2 separate regions of the Homo sapiens genome follow, and region 2 is linked to region 1. A link is a contact called in ENCODE POLR2A ChIA-PET data. All regions are on one chromosome and are shown on one strand. Each heading gives the region's core, a stretch centred on a gene start or an enhancer-like site at or near the end of the contact. The rest is flanking DNA. Distances are from core to core; before and after follow the strand shown.

Region 1 (5,696 bases), core at 2,215-4,714:
TCATAGGACTCTGCTGTGAAAGAAGAGTTAGGGTAGAAAGTCTGATGGAAACATGCTCATAGTGACTGTAGACATGGATACCACGGGAGATTTATTACTCCTCCTGTTTTCACCTTTTGTACTTAAAAAATCATTTTAACAAGGAACAATATACTTTTATAATAATAAAAAGGGACTTAGGAAAAAGTCAGATGCAGAAAGAGCTTAGCAGCATGAATCAGGCAGAGAAAAAACCCTTTAGAATAATTGTTTAAGATGTTAGGTGATCCTAAAATATTGCTGTCTCCCTATGACCTCAAGGAAAGATAAATCCTCTGTCCATCCCAGGTTGTGATGAATAAACCCACTCCTCAATTGCATGTACATTAATTGCACTTCTTTGACAATCAACACATGTATGAAGCAAATATGAATTTTGAAAAAATTCACGAAGTGAGGAACCACAGATCAACCTATCGGTACATGTGAGAAGCCATCTGGCAGAAAGTAAAGTCTGAGGTCAGGAAGCACACCTCAAGGCCAAGGAGACAGGGGCAAAGGGGAGAAGAAACCTGGAGGGACTAAGAGCAGAAGAAATGTATTTGTTCATTCAGCAAATACTCAGTAGATGCCTGTTATGTGTCAGGTTCTGAGTAAGGTATTGGGAATGCAATGTTCGACAATATTAATGTGGTTTCTGTCCTCAACCTTCTGTATTAGGGAGGATACAGGCAAGTGAGAAAAGAGTCACAACTGAATGATAAATGCTCTCATGGATCATTGCCATGGGAGTACTTAAAACCCCCAAGGTAAAAACCCATTTGTTCCTAGTGTTCCATTATTGGAACGCTAAGTATGTGGGAGTTTTTTTATTTATTTATTTTTTTGAGATGGAGTCTCGCTCTATTGCCCAGGCTGGAATGCAATGGCATGATCTCAGCTCACTGTAACCTCCCTCTGCCTCCCAGGTTTCAGCAATTCTCCTGCCTGAGCCTCCTGAGTAGCTGGGATTACAGGCGTGCACCACCGCACCTGGCTAATTTTTGTATTTTTAGTAGAGATGGAGTTTTACTATGTTGGCCAGGCTGGTCTCCAACTCCTGACCTCATGATCCACCCACCCCGACCTCCCATATGTGGGAGTTATTTATATCCTACTGCTCAAGATCATTGCCAAGGTCTGATTGCAAAAATTCCAAAAAGTGCAACCTCAGGCATAAATGGGTTAAAGGGTCTCAGACAGGCCAGGTATGGTGGCTCACTCCTGTAATCCCAGCACTTTGGGAGGCAGAGACAAGTGGATCTCTTGAGTCCAGTAGTTCAAGACCAGCCTGGACAACACAGCAAAACCCCGTTTGTACAAAAAGAAATATGAAAAGTAGCTGGGTGTGGTGGTGCATGCCTGTAGTCCCAGCTATTGGGAGGCTGAGGTGATGGGAGGATCACTTGAGCTGAGGAGGTGAAGGTTGCAGTGAGTCAAGATTGCGCCACCACACTCCAGCCTGGGTGACAGAGTGAGACCCTGTCTTGGGGAAAAAAAAAAGAAAAGAAAAGAAAAGAAAAAAAAGGGCCTAAGGCAGAGCTGGATGAGAGATGAAGGAGGAGGTGGTGGTGGTGATGTTGGTGGTGGAGGTGTGCATATAACTCTGCCACTGACCTTAGCTTTCCCTAGCTACATGCGTGGAGAGTCTTTTTAGGACAAAAAGGTAACATTTTCCCCCAATAACTGTGCTTATAAAATTATGGTGCTTCAGCATAGATACATTGATGTTTCTGTGACTGAATAAAGAAATTACTGTTATATTAATTAACAAAATAGCTAAATATTATGAATCCTCACCCAGCATCTGAATATGCCGTTCGGTTTTGCTGGAGAAGCCTCCTTCACTTTAGAGGTTGTGTGGTTCCCATACCTAAACCGGCTGAGAAGCTGCGTTATGGACAGAAGCTGGTGGATGCCAAGACAGACAGGCCATTGCATGGCAGCTGTAGCTGATTATAGCCTGTTAAATTTGTAAAGACACGTGTCATTGTGCCACTCTGCTTCAGTGAAGCCATACATTCTATTCGTGGATGTTTGGGGCCTGAGTTCCCCCAAGGTTTCAGCTCTGAGGTGGCACATCTCCTTGTTGTGTAGGGAGCCAGGGACATTGGAGTGATATCTCCTTGGCTTAATAATAGGGAAAATTGCATGAGCAAGGGATTGAAACAAAAGACTGAGATTAAAATATGTAGCCCTAAAGTTTTATTTTTATTGTCATATGGCCCTGAGCCTATAATCGGCTAAAAATCCCAATTCAGGGCTGGGCACAGTGGCTCATGCCTGTAATCCCAGCACTTTGGGAGGCCTAGGCGGGTGGGATCACCTGAGATCAGGAGTTTGAGACCAGCCTGACCAACATGGTGAAACCATGTCTCTACTAAATACAAAAAAATTAGCTGGGCATGGTGGCACATGCCTGTAATCCCAGCTACATGGGAGGCTGAGGCAGGAGAATTGCTTCAACAGGGGAGGCACAGAGGTTGCAGTGAGTCAAGATTGTGCCATTGCACTCCAGCCTGGGTAACAGAGTGAAACTCTGTGTTAAAAAAAAAAAAATCCCAATCCAATTTCTGGCAAGTTTTTTATTAGTTAAATGTGGAAATTAGTACATGTAAAATGACACCAGGCTACCTACATGACGGGCTAACCTCTGCCCTGTGGGTTTAGAGATGCAGAGAGGTTTAAGGGAGAACATGACATAAGACCTTGACCTCTCTGGACCACGTGGTATGGGCTGGGGGAATCTCTGAGAAGGCTAGAACTGTAGAGTTGTGAGCATTTAACAAGAGAATGCTATGAGAGCACTTAGAATATATAATAAGCACTCAATAACTGTTCTTCTTTTTCTGTTTCCTAAAATCTTTTCCCTCATCACCGTGGCCCTCAGATCTTTACAACTCTTCTGCCAACCTGTTTGGGGACATAGAACAGGCTTTGTGGAAACAGGACTATGATAACAGGGCCACAGTTTCTACTCTTGCTTTCAGGGCAAGGACATAGTTTTGTCAAATTAAATGATGGTTCTGGAGTATTTTAAACCTTGAATCGAAGTATCTCTCAGATTTTTTTTTTTAATTTTAAAAATATAATACTTTATTGAGGGGTTAAGATGTCATTATGAGACAGGATAGAAATTTAACCTTGAAGACCTTTCAGTGGCTCATCCAAGGCCACAGAGCAAATAAAAACCATACCCATCATATAGAATATCCGAATGGGGTGCCAGAAAAGTCACAACTCAGAGGGTCAATGATTTTTTTTTTCAAGAGCATAAATCCAAGTTTATTTATTGACTTTTCGTTAGTTTAGATCCTTGAGGGGTACAGCATCACTCGGATTCTGTGTCCAATAGCCTTAGCAGGAAGATTACTTCGGAATTTGGCACGAACCAGGCCACTGTTTCCATGAGCATGAGTTACCTTTCCCCCGATTACTCTGGTTTTGTTTGGTTTGCTGCCAGGAGTCACTGGGTTGTTCTTTGCTTTGTATACATAAGCACATCTCTTGCCCAAATAGAATTCTGTTTCATCTCAGGCATAAACAACTTCAATTTTTAGAAGAGGTGTGTGCTCCCTTTGGTTCCAGAGATCCTGCTTATAGCCGGCAAAAATGGCATTGGACCACAGCCTTCCAGATATAGTTCCTTTTAGAAGTCCTGTTCCCAGCAGGCCTCCACAGGAGCCAAGATGGCGGGAAGAGCAATGATTTGTAACTCCTGGGTAAACAGTAATATAAGGGTCCCAATCCCTGTCCTTCGCGGGTGTTCGAGTCAGAGTCCAGGTTCCTCGCAGTCAGATTTCTGCCCCTGTGGTTGTGTCTGCTTTAGCCGTCATCTGTGAGTGTCAAGTTGGGATTTCCTGTCTTCCTCAGCCACCAGAAGTGCCTGGGTTTCCTCAAACACGTCGCATCTGGTCACCCCGTCAAGGCCCAAAGACAGATCATCGGGATGTTGTGTGCAAAAGAGCAAGGCCCTCATTTATTAGTGTTTGTTCCCCGCCTTCCTTCCTTCCCTCCCTTCCTTTCTCACCTGAAAAACAAAATAAAGGAAGGAACATCAGAGCGGTATCTCTTAGGCTTAAAAATGGGAACACTGCATGAGAAGGGGATTGAAATGAAAGACTGAGATTAAAATATGTATTTTTCTCACCTGAAAAAGAAAATAAAGCAGAAACAATTTGGAAGAAGTAGAAAGATAGCTGAGTTAGGAACCTAAGTTCAGACATTTCTATTGCTAAGTACCAAATGTAGCTCTGCATTTCCTAGAAGTGAAGCAAAACTACTTAAGCAGTCCAAGGGTAGAAAATAGGCTATATTAGCAAGTTGGAAATAATACATTTGTGAGTAATTCTAATTCTGCAGAATGAATTTTAGAAGATTTAACTAGAGAGAGATATAAAAAGTGTGTCCTAGTTCTCATCATCTTCATTTCTTCATTCTTTCTTTCCATCAATCACTATTTGTAATTAAATAAGATTGCATATTTTCTTGTTTATTGTCCGCTTTTCTGATCAGACTATAATCTTCTTGAGGGCAGGGACTATGCCCACATTGTTTACTACTGGATACCCAGGGTCTAGCACAATGACTTTAAACAGAGTAAATGCTCATAACTTTTGGTGAACACATGAGTGAATAAAAAATTTTGAAATGGTACATTTTCTGATAACATACACAGGTAAGTAAACAGAGTCAAAAGAACTACATCAAGAATGAGATCAAAAATGATATTACATCAGATGTTACAATTTAAGAGATCTAAGACCAATAGTAGCTTAGCAGCCTATGTTTGGTTTTGCCTATCAGTCTGTTTCCAATGGAGCTAAGATATTGAAGAGTAAACAATTAAGAAGGCATTGCCAAATAATATAGCTAAATCTCTCCTACCTGTGTAACTTATGGAACTGAATATCACATCTGTGTCATTTTTACTAAGGGATTCACAGACCAGCCCCCATAGAATTTTTCTCTCTTAGGTAGAAAGACAGGGATGACCATATCCTATCAATGATGAAAGAGAGAGGTGACCTGTGTAAATCCAAATGGTGAGTCAGTGATGGAGATTCCAGAATGACTACTGAGCTGTAGGGCCCTCCCTGAGTCACTGAATTCTTCTGAGCCTCATCTGCATGGGCGCATGGGTCCTATAATAGATGGCCTGCTATCTGTCTCACGGGGTTATTGAGAGAATTCCATCTCCCAGTAGATGTGAAAGTCTTTCAGAGACACATTACATAAACATAATATAAGAAAGCTTTTTTTTTTTTTTTTTTTGCCTGCCAGCATGTAGTTCTGTGTTACTTGGGGAAGCCTAAATTGCTGAAACAGACCTAAAAAGTAATGTCTTAAATGAAAAAGGAGTTTCATTCCTTCTCACATCACAGTCCAGAGTGGTTTTGGTGGTGAGAGCACTGGTAGTCTGGCGGTGGCTGAGGATTCTGCTCCATAGAGTCATTGAAGGACTTAAGTTGACTGAAGCTCTGCCATCCTTAACATGTGACTCGTGGTTGCTGTGGGCAATGCCTTTGTCACTCATAGGAGTGACAATGAGTTTAATGGCCCAGGCCTGGAAGTGGCACTATTGACTTCTATTCATTGGAGGGGATTTCTTTACATAGCCACTCCCAAAGTCAAAAGAAGTTGGGAAGCGCAGTGCAGATGGGCAGCCCTGTGCCTTC
Region 2 (5,696 bases), core at 2,136-4,635, 94 kb before region 1:
AAAATTAATAAATGTTAATTTCATGGACCAGTTTCATGGAAGATAATTTTTCCATGGACTGGAGGTGGAGGGGGATGGTTTCAGGATGATTCAAGTGCATTACATTTACTTAGTTAAAATATAAATTTGACACATTTCCATTAGTGTCCCAAAAGGTACTTTTCTACTGTACTTGACAGTTGATACTGTAGTTCATCTGGAAGAATAAATGAGAAAGTAGTAAAATATAAACAAATTACAGTAATACAAGGGCTTGTTTTTATCAAATATTAAAATGGACCGTGAAGCCATAGGCCAGCATAGTTTTGGCAGAGAAGAGCAAGATCAGAGAAGAACGGAGAATCCACAGATAGGTCCAAGTATGTATGTTGGCTTACTATGTGACAAAAATGGTAATTCAAACCATGGAAAACACATTTAGTCGTTTATTTATTTTTAGAATTGTGTTTATCCATTTATTTAATAAATAGATAATAGAACTTAAATAAATAGAGTATTTGAAACAAAACAAAACCATTCTCCCATGTTACAGTAGACTTACTCCCTGATAGACAATGGAGAAGGAAGGGTGAGGGGTGGATGACAGGAAATTACTGAATAGGCACAGTGTACATTATTTGGGTGATGGATACCCTAAGTGCCCTGACTTCACCACTATGCAATCCTATGTATGTAATGAAATTGCACTTGTGCCTCACAAATTTATACAAATTATAAACAACAACAACAACAATAGACTATTCCCTAAAAGAGCTGTGCCCCAGACCATCCACTAGGTCAGCAGTCCCCAGCCTTTTTGACATCAGGGACTGGTTTCATGGAAGATAATTTTTCCATGGACTGGAGGTGAAGGGGGATGGTTTCAGGATGATTGAAGCACATTACATTTACTGTGCACTTTTTTTCTATTATTATTACATTGCAATATATAATGAAATAATTACACAGCTCACCATAATGTAAAGTCAGTGGGAGCCCTGAGCTTGTTTTCCTGCAACTAGATGGTCCCATCTGGGGGTGATGATCAACAGATCATTGGGCATTAGATTCTCAGGAGCACACAACCTAGATCCCTCACATGTGCAGTTCCCAATAGGGTTCTGCTCCTATGAGAGTTGAATGCCACAGCTGACCTGACAGGAGGCGGAGCTCAGGCTGTAATGCAAGTGTTGTGGGGTGGCTGTAAATACAGATGAAGCTTCGCTCGCCTGCTCACCTCCTGCTGTGCAACTTGGTTCCTAATCTACTGGTACCCATCCATGGCCCAGGGGTTGGGAAGCCCTGCACTAGGTGAACGTACGTAAATGATTTGGTTTATGTATGCGTTACCCCTTGTAAGAGCAACGTGTGAAGCCCATGGTGGTGGGGTGGAAGAGTGGGAATTGGATGGAAAATCATCTAGACTTTTTTCTTTTTGGAGTTCTGCTTTTATCTAATATTTCTATTCAGCAGTCAGTTCAGAAAGATACTCAGTAGAAAGATACTCATGCTGAAGGATTGAAATTGGCTCTGACTTTCTAAATTTCACATACAGGTCCATTGTTCTGTTGAGCACAAGAGGAGAAATAAAGCAGTTAAACATTTCACACTTACTAGTACCTCTGGGATTAGCCAAACCAGCTCATCTTTATGACAAAGGTTTGTATTTGTATTATTTCATGAAGTTCTTACAGGGCCAGCAACATAGGTAATTTTATGGTGCAATTCAGCTACCAGACCATTTTCATGAGCTTGTTTGCTGGAGTGGGTATCATTAAGATGATTTCTAAATAAGGGCACAATGTGAGAGGAAGTGTGTTGGGATGTGGTTTGTTATCTGGGGCAAAAGGTGGGTGGTGAGAGTTCATTTGCTGATGTAAGGAAGTGCAGAGTTTTTTAATAGCTGCCTTTGTTTTGCTCACCTCCGACTCACCTCCTATATTCTCTTGCTGGAATGTAGCTATAAAAATTGATTTTTTTTCTTTTTCTTTTTTTTTTTTTTTTTTAGGGAGTACCATATTTTTGGGATTCAGTGGAAACTTTAAACCATCATGGACTAAGCTATTTACCAGTCCTGCTGGACAGGGCCTTGGGGTGCTTGAACAATTCATACCTTTGCAGCTGGACGAATATGGTTGTCCCAGAGCCACCACTGTCCGCAGAAGAGACCTGGAACTGCTAAAGCAAGCTTCAAAAGCACATTAGAGACTAACTGTAACTTAAGTGCTGGGGGAAAAAAAATGTGAACTAACTTATTTAATTTATGGCATTTTAAAATGACACTGTTAACCCAACGGAACCATTTTCCAGTTTGATACAGAATGGGGAGAAAAGAAAGCGTTTGAAATTATTGCTTGGATACCAGCTTCATGCACCTTCTAGTTGTACAAAATGTTAAAGACGTTGTTTGTATTTGTAAGGCTGGTGTATTCAGAGAGCAGATCTCTTATTCCTCACTTTCCACCCCCGTATTTTGTAATGACCATGAGCAATGTTTTTACTTTTTGTATAATGGGGTGGGGTGGAGTGGGGGCTTCTGAGAGTCAGCCTGAGGTCTTTAGAGGACCAGCTATTGTAGCACCTTGGATACTTGAAGTTTAATGCTCAGTTGGGTCGGGTGGCAGTTGACTTGGTGGCTGGCATGTTCAGCAGTGCCTGGGGCCCTGTTTCTGGGCAGCCTTTGAGGATTTTCTATGATATTGAATGACAGTTTTAAGTGGCAACTCAGGCCCAGCTCATGCCCTTTTTTGCCTGGACATGTGCTATTTTTATTCACTTATATATCAATTACTTGTAAGGGTTAAACTTTCAAACAGGAAGTATATTGGGACAAAAGGGCTCTTGGGGATTAGATATCCCTTTAATCTGTGACCATTGGGCAAAAAATTTTCCTGCAGCAAAAGTCTGAGGCTGTTGGGACCATTTTTGCAGCTTTAATCCTTAGCCTCTTTTGACTGTATATTTGTGTTTAAAATGCAGAGCTCAACTGAATATTTCCTTTTTTGTTTTGTTTTGTTTTGTTTTAAGAAGTAGGTTGTTTTCCTGAACCGTAAACTTGTATCATTTTAACTTGCACAAAGGAAGTCTGTTCTTGGTATTGCTCTTGCACTTGGGTTTTTTGTTATTGTTTTGTGTGGATTTTTTAAAGCTTTTCTGTTCACCCTCCTGCCAGGAAAATCCCAGAAAGCTTAATGATACCCCAAAATGATTACACCCAGGGAGGAAAAAAAGGAGCGCTTTCTAGGGTCAGAATCGTGGAGAGAATACTCAGAAATGAACCTCTTTAAAGCCTTGCAGGAATGAGTCACTCTTACTTAATGAAATGTTAAAGCCAATTAAAAAGCATGCTGTGATGCCCAGCTTCCCTTTCCACAGGGTGCATGCGTCTCCTGCTGGTGAATCACATGCGGCAAGAGGCAACTGGCTCCACAGCCTGGGATGCTGCCGTACCAAGAGGAAAGAAGCAGCAAAATGCCTTTACGTTGTTCTAAACCCCCGACGCATAAAGTGTAGAGGAGGGATGGCCAAGGGTGGGTGGTAGAAAGTGTGTTCAGGCTGACACTGGCAATGAGTACAGATAATTTCACTTTCCTCTTCTAGGGGCAAAGGCTGATGGCCTCTACCTTTGTATCCAGGAGAAACTGCAGAGCAGCCCTGTGACTTTACAAAATATGCTACCTCAAAGTGCTACCGATAAACCTTTCTAATTGTAAGTGCCCTTACTAAGGGCACATGTCTTAATCAAAGTTAGTTTTTTGTTTTCTGGTTTGTTTTTTTTTTTTGTATATTGATGAATGAGATCTTACCTATTAAATATATTATTGGATTATGGTTCCTGAAGGTCATTAGAGTGTGTGTGTGTGTGTGTGTGTGTGTGTGTGTTTTATGACTTAAATATCTTTACGTGTGTTTTTTAGAGCTTGGTTCTTTAAAGATTTGGAGAAGATATGTAAATTACCAAGGCACTTGGTTTTTCTGTTTTATATACTAATAATCAGGGCCTAAGTTAAATAAAAATATGTGTGCATGTATTTTATATATGTGTGTATGTGAATTTATTTATTATTTATTTTATTATTATTGTTATTATTTTTGAGATGGAGTCTCGCTCTGTCACCCAGGCTGGAGTGAGGTGATGCAGTCTCAGCTCGCTGCAACCTCCACCTCCCAGGTTCAAGTGATTCTCCTGCCTCAGCCTCCCAAGTAGCTGGGATTACAGGCACCCGCCACCATGCACTGCTAATTTTTGTATTTTTAGTAGAAGTGGGGTTTCACCGTGTTGGCCAGGCTGGTCTTGAACTCCTGACCTCAAGTGATACTCCTGCTTTGGCCTCCCAAAGTGCTAGCATTACAGGCATGAGCCACCGCGCCTGGCCTGTATGTGAATTTATATCTCTATCTATAAATTTAAAATTCCAGATTCCAGCTGTAAAGAAGTTACTGACGGAAGTGAGGAAGACACTTGGTGGACAGAATCCACCAAGTAAATATTGTAAGAGTAAGCTTCAGAAGGGCAGGGACTGTATTCTCCAAGGCAGAGGTTCTCCATCTTGGCTGCACACTGGAATTACCTGAGGAGCTTTAAAAAAAAATATAGAGGCCTGGACTTTACTCCCTTCCCCCCAGATTCAGATTTAATTGGTGTTGGGTGCAGCCTGAGCACTGGAATTTTTTTTAAAGCTCCCTGGATGATTCTAATATGCAGCCAGGTTTCGGAACCACGGCACTAATATAATAGGCCCACTGTTTAACTCCAGTCTGTAATTTTTTTGTGACTAAAACAAAATTGCATTTACCTATTATTTTTATTTGCATTTCCTATATTACTCACAAAACTCCCAGCCCTAAACAAAGCATTTCTCTATTGTCTCTTTTTAATAGAAGCTTTTAATACAGTTTTTAGTCCTCAGTCCTCTCAAATCATTAAATTGGTTCTATACACTGATATATACATTTCAGGGAATTGGGAGCTAGCAATCTGTTCTATTTCTACCAAGAAAATATATTCAAAGGTGATTTATAAGTTCATAAGCATTTTCCATCAGGTGAGGCAGTTGGTTGAGCTCCAAAAATGTGGTCGTCCACAAATCAGCCAGCTGACGAGCAACACAGAGGGCTCTCATGTATCCACAGACTAGGGTTTAAGTCTTTGCTGTGATTCCTGCCTCTCCACCTGAGTCAGCATGCCATATATTATCTTCAGAGGCTGGAAGAGAGTGCTGGCAAGAAGATGAAAGGCAGACGCACCATCTCATGGACTATGACTGCAAAGCAGCCTCTAAGCTGATGTTTAGACTCGGGGATGGGAAGAGAGGATTTATGACTCCTCTGTTCTCTAACTTCATCAAGAGACAACACATCCTCATGCCATTAAAGTGGGTTACTTTGTCTTGAGGAGGGGAAGGTAATGAAGTGACAGATCGAGGCTTGAGTGCTTTAGATAACTACAGTAGGTTTTCATTCCTTAAGAGATGAGGTCATGTTTGGATGTGTCTGGTTGAGAAGCATTTCAGTAAGAAGGAATGAGCTTAGTTAGTTCAAGTGTTTTTTTCTGTTGTTCCTAGTAGATAAACACAATACATAGATTCAATGATGACAATGTTTGTTAATTTCATCATGCAGAGTTGGAGCTTACTTCTGGAATTCTTATTTGGTTTCCAGATACTTATTAAACAATGTTTAATAACCTGAGAAATTCCCCTGGAGGTAAAGACCTT

The links. ChIA-PET counts read pairs that join two places held with the same protein, here RNA polymerase II (POLR2A).
Region 2: POLR2A ChIA-PET joins it to region 1 with 17 read pairs in BJ. The contact joins two enhancer-like sites. POLR2A ChIA-PET finds 5 or more read pairs at or near these places in 3 of 52 experiments (A549, AG04450 and BJ).

The regions. Positions count from the first base shown.
Region 1 is chr9:71,587,564-71,593,259 of GRCh38, reverse strand. It overlaps the pseudogene RPL35AP21. Among named protein-coding and RNA genes, the nearest start is that of CEMIP2, 180 kb to the left of the region's middle. Within about 2 kb of position 3,464, at least 2 of the 41 ENCODE cell types and tissues checked have a DNase peak (open chromatin) inside an H3K27ac peak, as active enhancers do.
Region 2 is chr9:71,681,685-71,687,380 of GRCh38, reverse strand. CEMIP2 (cell migration inducing hyaluronidase 2) reads left to right here. Exons shown (of 24, transcript NM_013390.3): 23 at 1,535-1,638; 24 at 1,988-4,015. The coding sequence ends at 2,184. Among named protein-coding and RNA genes, the nearest start is that of CEMIP2, 84 kb to the left of the region's middle. Within about 2 kb of position 3,385, at least 5 of the 41 ENCODE cell types and tissues checked have a DNase peak (open chromatin) inside an H3K27ac peak, as active enhancers do.